2 separate regions of the Mus musculus genome follow, and region 1 is linked to region 2. A link is a contact called in ENCODE Hi-C or POLR2A ChIA-PET data. All regions are on one chromosome and are shown on one strand. The core of a region is the stretch at or near the end of the contact, and the rest is flanking DNA. Distances in the headings are between cores, read along the strand shown. Region 1 holds the start of Gli1 (GLI-Kruppel family member GLI1). Region 2 holds the start of Ddit3 (DNA-damage inducible transcript 3).

Region 1 (5,918 bases), core at 1,541-4,040, 51 kb after region 2:
TACAAGGGAATGTTAGGGACTAACTGATCCAACACAAGTCCTAGGTGATTTTTAATGCCATGAGCTCTCTCTACTTGCTTTTCTTTTTTCTTTTCCCTCTACCATTTCTTGTTCTGGCCATGGGCCAGCTTTGAGGTGTGTGATGGTGGAACACACGGAAGGTCTGACTTCATGCCCAGGGCTGCCGGCTCATGCCCAAGAGCAGAGCTCATGAGCAATCTCTCCAGTGTCCACTAGAGGGAGACCTCGTTTCAGTCCAGATAGACTGGTAGGGCCAGAAGAGAACACAAATGATCTGTCCTCAGACAGAGAACTATGTGTGGGAGGGAATAAGACTTCAGAGCAGAGCGTCTCCCCGACTTTTGAGTAAAAAGGATGAGAGCTAAAGTCATTCTGAGGCGGTTTAACTCTGGGTTTACCTATCCCGTTTGGTTTTGGGGGAAATCGGGAAGGGGCTGTCAGGAAAGTCTTAATGGGAATGAGAAAACGAAGTCCTCAAGGCTAGAGAGAGAGGAGCTGATGCGAGGTCCGCTTTCCCTCAACAAGTTTTTACTCCACTCCAGGTTTTTCAGCCTTCCGGGAACGGAGGGTGGGGTGGGGCGGGGTGGGGTGGAGAACCACTGGGAGCGGGCCGGCCGGCGCGGTGGGTGATCCCGGGATGCTGGGATTTAGGGTGAGGGCGGGGTAAAATGGGGAACGGAACCCGGACCCTACGACCCAGCCAAAGTGCTGTAGCCCGGGCTACCTTTGCTAACTCCTCCTTTTCCAGCCGAGACCCGAATCCCGCATCCAAGACCTCCCAGCTCGACATTGGCACTAACGTGGGGGTGGGGGGCACAGCTGGCTGGCAGCTGGATGAGGGGGCACATCTCCCGCCTCTCTCCTCTGTGACTCATTCAAGGGAAGGGAAGGACTTGTAAAGGACCCCCAGACACTAGAAGTTCCCTCAAAGTTGTCACTCTTCCTGTTCCATTGCCCGAGAGCTCCAAGAGACAGGATAAAAACGGGGCGACAGCCCCCTTCACCGAGAGCCACCGCCTACACTCACGCCTCCCTCTTCATACTACTAACTTTTCCAGTTTCAGTAAAGGTTTTCTGGGCTGGATGGGAGCATGAGAATTAGCCTACCAAAGACCCGAATCATCTTCGCAGTCTATTTTCTAGAGTCCTCTACGTACGTACCCCTTCTCCCCAACTCCCTGGAGTCGGCCCCACCCCCTTTTCCCGGTCCCGCCTTCCCCGCCCCCGTGCCTTCTCGGCCCACCCAAGTCGCCGCCGCAGGCTCTGGCTGCAGACGGCTCAGCTTCCCCGCCCGCCTGGGGAGCCCAGAAAAGCGAGGGGGGGGGTGAAGGGTGGAACATTCTTCCCTCTCTCAGCGCATCCTGAAAGCAGGCAGTAGCGCCCGGGGGGGGGGGGGAGGCACTATTGGAAAGTGGGGTCCCTATAGTGGAGTGGGAAAAAAGAAACCAGAAACTAAGAGAAAGAAGTGCCTGTGTAAATAAGGTGTGCGCGGAGAGGACACCTTGGATTCCTGGGTATCTCCGCCGGCTTCCTAAGGGTTAACCCCTATAGACCCCCGGGAACCCCCTAGTGACGTCAAGAGTGAGTCGGAGACGTCTGTCCGGCGGGGATGCCCAGAGAGATAATGGAGGGGGGTCCTTCTGAACCCCGCCCCCCTAGGGTAAATCACCCGCGTTCACGAACTTTCTTCCCAGAAGAAAACTGCCCATCTTTTCTCCCCGTACTGGAAGGAAAGACCTATACCATAAAGTCCCTGGTTCTCCGGATGCCCCAAACCCTCGGCCTCTACGGAGTTTCCTTTCCTTGATGCTGTTCCCAAAGCTAACTGTCCTGGGTTGATTGTTTCAGGGTCATGGGGCCTGAAAGAGGATTCAGAGCGGGGAGCAAGGGCAGGCAGGGTGGTCTGAGCCAGAGGAGGGGCCTCGGTCCCCAGATCCCGCTTGGGCGGGGGGCCAACAGGGATACACAAGCTGGCAGTAGCCAGTGGTCCCGCTCTGCCCCAGTAGGGGTCTCCCGGCGCCTGGCTTCAGCTGCCCCGGTGGTCCTGAGGTCAGAGGGTCAAAACAAGGTCTCCCCAGCTCTTCCTCTTCCTCGGGGGCCCTGCCCACAGTCTTTGGGAACTCAGAAGTCCAGAATTCCTAGGGATTTTCTACGGCCTACACCGCATGTTAGGAAACCCACCCAGCCTCCTCCCGAGTCCAAACCCACTCCTTTGCCCCTAAACCCCATGTGCACATCTGTCACAGCCACAGGTCAGGAGTCCAATCCCAGCCCGGCCCTCAGGGGTTCTGTTGCCTGGCACACCGCTACTCCCACCCCACTGAGCGCTCCCTTCTTTTGCGGTGGGTCCCGTCTTAGAAACACTGACGTCTTCCAACGGCGCTCAGAGACGCACCTGGAGTTCCCTCTACCACGCAGACCTCCAGCTGGCCGTCCCAACTGCTTCTTCATCCCAACCTCAAGAAAGGGAGAGATTTCTAGTATGTGGGAGAGGCGCGGACAAAGAGACCTGGGACAGACACAGATTGTCAGAAAAAAAGAAGGGGATGCAGAGAAAAGAAGGCACAAATTAAAGCAAAACAAGAAAACACCCAAACTTCCTAATTGCTCTCCCCAAACTCTCCCAACCCCATATTGCCTCTGAGCCCCAGGTCTCCTTCTGGGATAGGGTGAGTCCCTAGGCGTCAGAGCATCTCCTCAGCCCCTCCCCCATCGCTCCCAGGTGGTCTCCCGCCTGCCCCCCTCTCACCTCCGTCGGGGCGCGGTGCTCGGGATGCGTGGTCCAGGGCTGGAAACTGGGCTGGGGGGGGGGGGAGGTGTGTGGCGGGGAGGGGGGTCACAGGGCCACTGCAGCGCAGCTTCAGTGCCACCCCACCCTCCCAACCTGGCCCCCAGCCCTCCCGCCGGCCCAGCCCGCCGGGCCTCGAGCCGGGACCACCCGCGAGAAGCGCAAACTTTTTTTTTCCCCTTTGCAAAAACTTTTTCTCGCTGTTGCCACCCGCACGCTACGGCTCTTCCCGCTCACTTCCCTCGTATATCCTTCCTTCGGACCGTTCTAGAAGATGAGCTGGGTGGATAGAAGCTAGAGAGGGGGTGCCGGGCTTATGGCACCCCCAGGACCCCCAGGATCCTCCCCCTCCCTTGAGGGACCCTATACTGCCTACTACCCCCCCCCCCGCCCGAACACGCTGCTCTTGGTGGACAGTAAATCCCGGCGCGGATCCCTGGATCGGCTGTCCACGAAGAGGCTCTGAACCAGAGCCAGGAAAACATTGAGGAAAATATTGCGCGGCGGGAGAGGGAGGGGGGAAAGCTCACCCAGAAAGTTAAACCAGAAGCCTCGGTCTTCGGCTTCATTGGTCGTAACTGAGCTTTCCCCATGTCGTGGTCTGTAGGCCAGCCTCACTCTTTGGATGGAACGTGGAGCATTTGGAGAGTTGGGGTTTGGGAGAAAGAAGTTGGGTTGACTGATGTAGAGGAGGGGAGGGGGTGCGACCTATGGAACATGAAGGAAGAACACGGGCTAGAGTTCTAAGTGCAGAATGTGCATTCACAGATCACTGAGGACAGTGGTGCTCTGTGTAGAGTACCTCTCTGGAGAAACTCCGTTCTCCATCTCCAAATTCTGGACGCAGTTGCCACCTCCACACCTCTCTCTTTAAGGCTTTTCGCGCCCTCTGCTGGTCGTCCTAGCACATGGCACCCCTCGGAGTGGAAATGATTGCACTGGCGAACTTAAGGAAATTTGACAGGTTCCTGTCCCCAAAGCCCAATCGGATGCCCAGGGAGCTGCGTGAGCTCAAAGAAACAGAAGGGCACGCCAGGGAAGATTGCGAGCCCCTTGGGTAGTTCGTGATAGGGGAGTACCCTGTCTCTTTGAATCTGTGTTACCATGGTGACTGGACACAGAGAGAGGGCCTCTATTTCAGTTTCCCACCTGAGAAAGACTCAAAAGCATGGCGGGGTGGGGAGAGAGAGTCTTCCCTTAAACAGATCTCTCAGGCCATAGCGCTGTTTTTAAACCACCTTCTTGGCTCTGCAAAGTAAGTGTTTTTTGTTTGTTTGTTTTTTGTTTTTAAATTAAGATGGGCCAAGCAGTGGTGGCATACACCTTTAATCCCAGCACTCGGGAGGCAGAGGCAGGCGGATTTCTGAGTTCGAGGCCAGCCTGGTCTACAGAGTGAGTTCCAGGACAGCCAGGGCTACACAGAGAAACCCTGTCTCCAAAAAAAAAAAAAAAAAAAATTAAGATGAAGACAGGGACACATATGAGACCTAACAAGTGCAAGGAGTCACAGTAGAAACAGATAAGGGACAACACTCCATATAACTGACAAGTTACATCCATGAAATTTACAAGGTACCCACAGCCAGGCCAGACCAGTAACCACAGAGAAAGAGTTCTACACGTGTCATGTGACTTGTCTTACACAGACTGACAGTTTTGGAGCCTTTTGAGTTCTGCGGAAAGGGAAATGCTTTTGTGTTTTGATGACAGACTGTTACTCAGTAGTCCAGGCTGACCCAGAGTTTACTCAGGAGCCCAGGCTGAGCTCAGGCTCACAGCTGTCCAGGCCTCAGCCTCCCCAGTGCTTCGGTGACAAGCACAAACCACAAGACTGCTTTCTCCTGTATTCACTTAAAATTAACTGTTTTATTTCCAGGCTGTCTGGCGCACGCCTTTAACCCCAGCACTCGGGAGGCAGAGGCAGGCAGATCTCTGAGTCTGTCTGGTCTACAGAGTGAGTTCCAGGACAGCCAGGGCTTCACAGAGAAACCCTGTTTTGAGATATATATGTAATTTTTATTTATGAGTACACTGTAGCTGTCTTCTGACACTCCAGAAGAGGGCATCAGATCCCATTACAGATGGTTGTGAGCCACCATGTGGTTGCTGGGAATTGAACTCAGGACCTTTAGAAGAGCAGTCAGTGCTCTTAACTGCTGAGCCATCTCTTCAGCCGTATATGTAATTTTTATAAAATTAGTTTTTATTATGTATTTACTTGATATGTAGAAATGTCTTGCATGTATGTATACATGTATGTATACTGCGTGCATTTCTGGTGTCTGAGGAGGTCATAGAGTAAGGTCAGAGCCTCTGAAAGTGGATTTATGAGAGATCGTGAGCCATCATGTGGTTGCTGGGAATTGAGCTCAGGACCTCTGGAAGAGCAGTCCTTGCTCTTAGCCACTGAGCCATCTTGCCAGCCCCTGATTGGATGATTGCTTTTGAAACAGAGTTTCTCCATGTTGGTCCTGGTTGACCTGGAACTTTCTATGTAGATCAGGCTGGCCTTGAACTTACAGAGATGCCCTTGCTTCTGTCTTCCCAGTGCTGGGATTAAAGGCATGTACTATTATGCACATCTTTCTACTTTCTATTTAAAGTTTTAATTTACCTTTTCATTTTGTTTATTCATTTTGTGCACCCATGGCAGAGGATGTATTTCAGGATTGTCTAGGCACTGTTCTATTGAGGTGACCATGGCAATTCTTTTTTTTTAAATGTATTTATTTAAAGATTTATTTATTTATTATATGTAAGTACACTGTAGTGGTCTTCAGACACCCCAGAAGAGGGCATCAGATTTCATTACAGGATGGTTGTGAGCCACCATGTGGTTGCTGGGATTTGACCTCAGAACCTTTGGAAAAGCAGTCAGTGCTCTTACCTGCTGAGCCATCTCTCCAGCCCAACCATGGCAATTCTTATAAGAGAAAGCACTTGGGGGAAGGGGGTGGCTTACAGTTTCAGAAGCTTAGTCCATTATTATCATAGCAAGGAACATGGTGGCAAGCATCGAGCCAGAGAAGTAGACAGACAGACCCTGGTCTTAGAATGGGCTTTTGGGGAGTTTGAAGTCCACCACCAGTGGTCTTCCTCCCACAAGGCT
Region 2 (5,725 bases), core at 686-3,185:
ATCACCGAGCGGCCTCCCGCGCATGCGCCATAGGGGCCAGGGGCAGCCCTGGGGATTCCGTTCCCAGAAGGCACCGCGCAGGCTGCTACCGCCGCCGCCGTCGCTGCCGCCGCCACCGCCGCAGCCGCCGCCGCCGCCGCCGCCGCTGCCCGGACGGGAGAGGGGCGGGGCCGGGCCCCCGCCCAGCGGACAGCAGCGAGCCAACAGGAGGGGACGCAGTGCGCATGCGGGAGCGCGCCTACCCCTCCCCCACAACCCCCCATTAATCCCCAAGAGAACAAACACCCCACGCGGCCCCCCCCCACCCGCCCTCCGCGGAAGGATCTGGGCCTCTTCCCAGGCCACTGGTGGCCAATCCCAGTCCTCCCTCGGGAGGGGCCCCTTCCGAAGCCACAATCTGTTGGGGGAGTCAGGAATGTCAGGTCCGGGAGGGGCCAGCCCTAAAAGATGAAAGTCGCGACTTGCCCTGCCCCGCCCCAAAGGCTTCCCGGGTAGTGTGCAGAGACTTGACCCGCCTCTCCAGGTCAACATGTCACAACACGACCTCAGCCTGTCAAGTCACATGACCTCTGCCTGTCACTGACAACCTGGTCTGTCTTTAGGCCAGGAGAGACCATCTGGTCCAACCCACCCCCCACCTCTACTAACAGAAGGGGAAATGAAGGTCTGGAGCGAAGGAGCAGTCTGGCCAAGGACCTGTCACCGTCGCACCATCCAATAGCAACCGGTCTTGGTTCAGTTTCTACTTAAACTCTGGCTTGCCCCTCTTGAGTCTACGACAGACTATGTAATAGGCCACCACATGGCCTCTGTTTTCATGGCACAAAAAAAAAAAAATACGTTTTGCAAGATGTTTTTACTTTTACTCAAGTTTTCTCCACAGAGCTGCTTTTTACCTTTATCGTTGTTTAATTTACAAATGAGTAAGGTAGAATCCTTGGACAAATTAAACTAGAATCTGTGTTTCCTCTGATGACCCAGTCCAGGGCAATCATGCGTTCAAGTGCATGCACGTCCCAGGCTCTACTGTAGGTCGTGAACTCAGACAGCTAGAGGCAGGAGGCCAGCTCCTCAGCAGGGAGTCACAGGACTCGCTATCTCGGAGAAGGAAGAGGGTGGATACTGGGCTTAGTGAAGGGCGTAAGAGCATCACACAAAGCAGGGGTGGGATGAGGAGGAGGCAGCAATCTACACTCTGTAAAGAACTTCAATCCTAGCACGTAATGGACGATTCAGAAACAAGCGTTAAAGGTGCCTCTCTGAGAGAAGCGGGTGGACTATCAAGGAACTCAGTCTTTGGGACGCATTAGAAGGCTAAAAGAGGAGGAGAGCTCTTAAAAGATTCGAGGAGATGTCAATCCAGGTGAACAAATTGGAAACTTTAAAGAGGTTCCAGAGCCCCGGTGCCCATTAGCTGGGAGGGGCCAGGGAAAATGGGAGCCTTTCATGGAGGAGTAAGTTAAAGGTGATGGGAGGTGGGCAGACAAGTTCAGGAAGGACAGCCGTTGGGGCCGTTGGACACTGGGAGCTGGCGCTCCGCCCTCTTTCCTCTCTCCCCCATAGCCCCCCTCCCGCACCTCCCACCACCATCGACGTCCCCTGCGCGTGCGCGCGCGGACACCGGTTGCCAAACATTGCATCATCCCCGCCCCCCCATCCCCTCCCTCGCCGCGCTCTCCTCCGCGCGCGCGCATGACTCACTCACCTCCTCCGCGAAGCCGCGTGACCCAAAGCCACTTCCGGGTCCGAGACAACGTAGACTCTCAAGCCAGAGGGCGCGATGGGGGTGGGGCCGTGAGACTCCTGAGTGGCGGATGTAAGGGATGAGGCGGAGCCAGTGCCAGCGTGCCGCTTTCTGATTGGTAGGCTCCTGGACCCTGCCCCCCCCCCAGGAGGGGCCGGACAGCATAAAGGATACTCGCTCTCCGCTCTTGAGGTCAGTTATCTTGAGCCTAACACGTCGATTATATCATGTTGAAGATGAGCGGGTGGCAGCGACAGAGCCAGAATAACAGCCGGAACCTGAGGAGAGAGGCGAGTACTGGCTCCGTCTAACCCTTACCTTCCCATCCTGGCCAGCATAGCTATTTTATAAAGTTGGAGACAACTGTTCTGGAGGATGTAGCCCCACCCCTTCCACTGTAAGCTTGTAGACTGGGAAGGGTGAAGGCCGGGAATCCCTGATTCAGGAATGGTGCTTACAGGCCCTCTCTTGCATTGGGCGATTGCATTCCCGTTCCCTTGTCTCGAGTTGGTCCCCACTCTGCAGAGGGACTCCGGTTGCCTTCGGGAACTTGTCTCTGTAGTGCGAACTGCGGGCCAGCTTAGGCCTGGGCAGTTCGCAGGAAAGGCGGGGCAGCAGGACACACCCCCAAAGTCGGGGACTCTGGCTGTCTCAGCCTTTTCTTCACCAGCCTCATTCCCCCCAACTCTTTCAAGCTGAAGCGCCTCAGTCAAGGGGCCAACATGGCCACGTTAGTAGCTGACTCTCAAGTTCAAGAGAACGCGAAGACTGACAGATCTTTGCGAGTGGGGGTGCTGGTGGGAGGAGCATAGATGGGTTTTTCCCTTTTCCCCAGAGGTTTCTAGGTTTCCATACAAGAGAGCAGCCTGGATCTCTTTAACTATGGGAAATTATTTGGGATCTCTCCAGGGTCTTCTGCTTCTCCCAGGGCTGATTGATCTCTGCTTCTTTCCTCAGTCCCGTCTCCTAACTAAACTGTGTAACCATTGCGTCAGGCCAGCCCACTGTTTGTCTCTGCACCCTCAGGCCTGGGGCTCCTCTGCTGATGAAAGCCAGGTCCCACACACTGGAAGACCAAGGGAGTTTTCCCTAGAGGACAACCCTGCAGAGAAACACTCAGGGCAATATTGCATCTGCAGTCCCCAGAGACAGCCAGCTCCGCTCTGCCTTTAGGCTCAGTGGGCTTAATTCTCTATAAGGGAACTTGGGGGAGGGGCTTTTTCCCCATTCATTCCTAACAAATGCCTAATAAGCACCCACTATGTACCAAGTATCTGGGGACCCAGGGTATATTAGGAGCAAAAGATAAAACTGTTCTCAATAAAACTTACATTTCAGTATAAAGCAAAAGGGAAAAAAAAAACAAAAGCAGGGCAGAATAGTTCAGGGCGGTGACTAGAGGTTGTCATCAGAAGCCAAGCCTGTGAGCCAAGCCCCGGTGTTAGAGCTTTATAGAAGGGAGAGGCTGAGCAACAGAGTTAAGATAAGCATGCCATGCCGGTATCTTTAGGAACAGGACTAGAGTAAGCAGGAGAGGGTGATGAAAGGAAACTCAAGCAGCCGGTCTCATAGAGCCTTGCAAGCACCCTCATGATGCTAATCTTTAACAATCATGAAACAGGAAGCCATTGGGGGATCTGAGCAGAGGAATGATCATAGCACATGCATTTAATTCCAGCACTCAGAGAGGCAGATCTCTGAGCTCCAGGCCAGCCAGGGCTACATTATGAGACCCTGACTCAAAATAAATACAAAAACAAAGGGTTAGGTATGTAGCTCAATAGTACACTGCTTGCCTGGTATGTAGAGGACCCTAGGTCAACCCACAGCCGTGAAAATAAAGTAAAAGACAAGAATAGAAACAGGAGGTCTCAGCTGAACATAGTGGCACAGCCTTTAATCCCAGCACTTGAAAGGCAGGCAGATCTAAATTCAAAGCCAGAGAGTCTACAAAGCAAGTTCCAGGACAGCAAAAGCTACATAGTGAGACCCTGTCTAAAAGAGAAAGAAAGGAAAGGAAAGGAAGAAAGAAAGGAGAGATTTCAAAGAGGCTTCCAAAATAATCCAGGGAAAGAAATGTATGGTAAATTTATATCTGGAGCCAGGCAGTGGTGGTGCACGCCTTTAATCCCAGCATTTGGGAGACAGAGACAGGCGGATTTCTGAATTCGAGGCCAGCCTTGTCCACAGTGAGTTCCAGGACAGCCAAGGCTACACAGAGAAACCCTGTCAAGAAAAACCAAAAAAATAAATAAATGAAAAATAAAAAATTGCATCTGGAAATAATGTAGTAATGAGAAATACTTAGGTTTGGGGTACTTTTAAAGTTGTCAGTGCTTTAGGCTGAGCTGTGGTATCTGAGAAAGGGGCATCAAGGATACCAAAGTTTTTGGCTTTCAGCACCTAGAGTTGCCATTTAGTAAGAACTATACAGCCTTGGTAGGAAAGGCCTTTCATGTAAGCTGAACGCCTGCTCAACACTGCCAAGGAGCTGGAGATCCCAGAGCAGGTCTGCACTGAGGCTGCCAGTGGGGGGATGGAATCTGAGCAAGCACTGCTGAGTTTACTCTTCCTTCCCTCTAGTTCTGTCTCCCTTTGGCGGACTTGAGGTCTATCTGGGATTTAGAGAAAACTTAGTTGGCCAGGACTTTGCTATTATGTAATCAAGACGGCAAATGTCAGCAACTAAAAATAAAGTTAAGCCTGCCTCTGTCCTTGGAGTTGGCTTCAGGGACACACACGCTGCAAGACACACGCCTGTGTGTGTGTGTGTATTACAAGAGAAGAAATGGCTTCAGGGACACACCCGCTGCAAGACACACACACCTCTGTATGTGTGTGTGTGTATTACAAGAGAAGAACTGGAGCCTGGTCTGCAGAGTTGTTGAGTTCCAGAATTCCAGGATGCCCAGGGATGCACAAAGAAACCATCTCACAACCCATTTTAGAAAGGATCTAGAAAAGGGCTAGGAGGAGTTAGAAAGGATCTAGAGAGGGGCTAGGAGGAGTTAGAAAGGATCTAGAGAGGGGCTAGGAGGAGTTAGAAAGGATCTAGAGAAGGGCTAGGAGGAGGCTGGAGGTAAAGGACTGTTTTTTCCTTTTCTCCACAGTGTTCCAGAAGGAAGTGCATCTTCATACACCACCACACCTGAAAGCAGGTAATCTTGGCCACCCTCTCAGTCAGCTGCGAATGCTGCTCATGTTGCTTTGCTGGGGGAGAGTTAGACAAGGCCTTCATCTGAACAAGCTTTTGCTGTCAGACCATGTCTTTCTCTGACCCCATAATGTTGTTTGAGAGCTGGCTTTCGAAGTCAGCCTCAACAATGGCAATTGGTTTGTCTTCCCAACTCTCAGTCCACACCAAGATTAGACCCAAAGGACCTTTTGCCCAAGCTTCCCACACGAGAGAAAAAAAGAGTACAAATGGCCTGGTAATTGCCCCTGGAAATTACCAGTAGTGTTCCCAAGAGAGTTGAATACTTTTACTGTAATCCTGTAAGAATATATATGTATAGCCAAGCCCAGTGACTGTTCCTCTCTCAGAACTTGAGAGGATCCTGAAGTTATCTGTAGTAAATCCTTCTCAATAAAGGGTATGTTCTATCAGGTGTAGTGGTGCATACCTTTAGTCCCAGCACTTGGGAGGCAGAGGAAGGTAAATGTCTGAGTCAAAGCCAGCCTATTTTGCAGAGTGAGTTCCAGGGAAGCCAGAACTATATATACAGAGAAACCCTTTCTTGAAAATACACCCCCCACCCTCCAAGTTTTGTTTCCAGGAGCTAGAGAGATGACTCAGTGGTTAAGAGCACGTGCTCTTCTTGTAGAGGATCTAGTCTAACTCCCAGTACCCAAATGGCAGTTCAAAACCATCTATGACTCTAGTTCCCAGGGAATCCATTCCCTCTTGTGGCCTCCATGTCTACCAGGAACACACACACAGCACACATTCAGGCACTCACTTATATATGCATAGATAATAAA

Evidence for each region. Hi-C counts contacts between places; a loop is a spot of excess contacts on that map. ChIA-PET counts read pairs that join two places held with the same protein, here RNA polymerase II (POLR2A).
Region 1: POLR2A ChIA-PET joins it to region 2 with 26 read pairs in embryonic stem cell. The contact joins the promoter of Gli1 here to the promoter of Ddit3 in region 2. A Hi-C loop is called at or near these places in 2 of 37 maps with a recorded cell type or tissue (heart and regulatory T cell). POLR2A ChIA-PET finds 5 or more read pairs at or near these places in 4 of 5 experiments (Patski and embryonic stem cell).

The regions. Positions count from the first base shown.
Region 1 is chr10:127,338,789-127,344,706 of GRCm38, forward strand. Gli1 (GLI-Kruppel family member GLI1) reads right to left here and starts at 2,791. Exons shown (of 13, transcript NM_010296.2): 1 at 2,771-2,791; 2 at 2,417-2,530.
Region 2 is chr10:127,288,858-127,294,582 of GRCm38, forward strand. It overlaps Ddit3 (DNA-damage inducible transcript 3), which reads left to right and starts at 1,936. Exons shown (of 4, transcript NM_007837.4): 1 at 1,936-2,034; 2 at 4,855-4,902. It overlaps Mbd6 (methyl-CpG binding domain protein 6), which reads right to left and starts at 161. Exons shown (of 13, transcript NM_001347171.1): 1 at 1-161.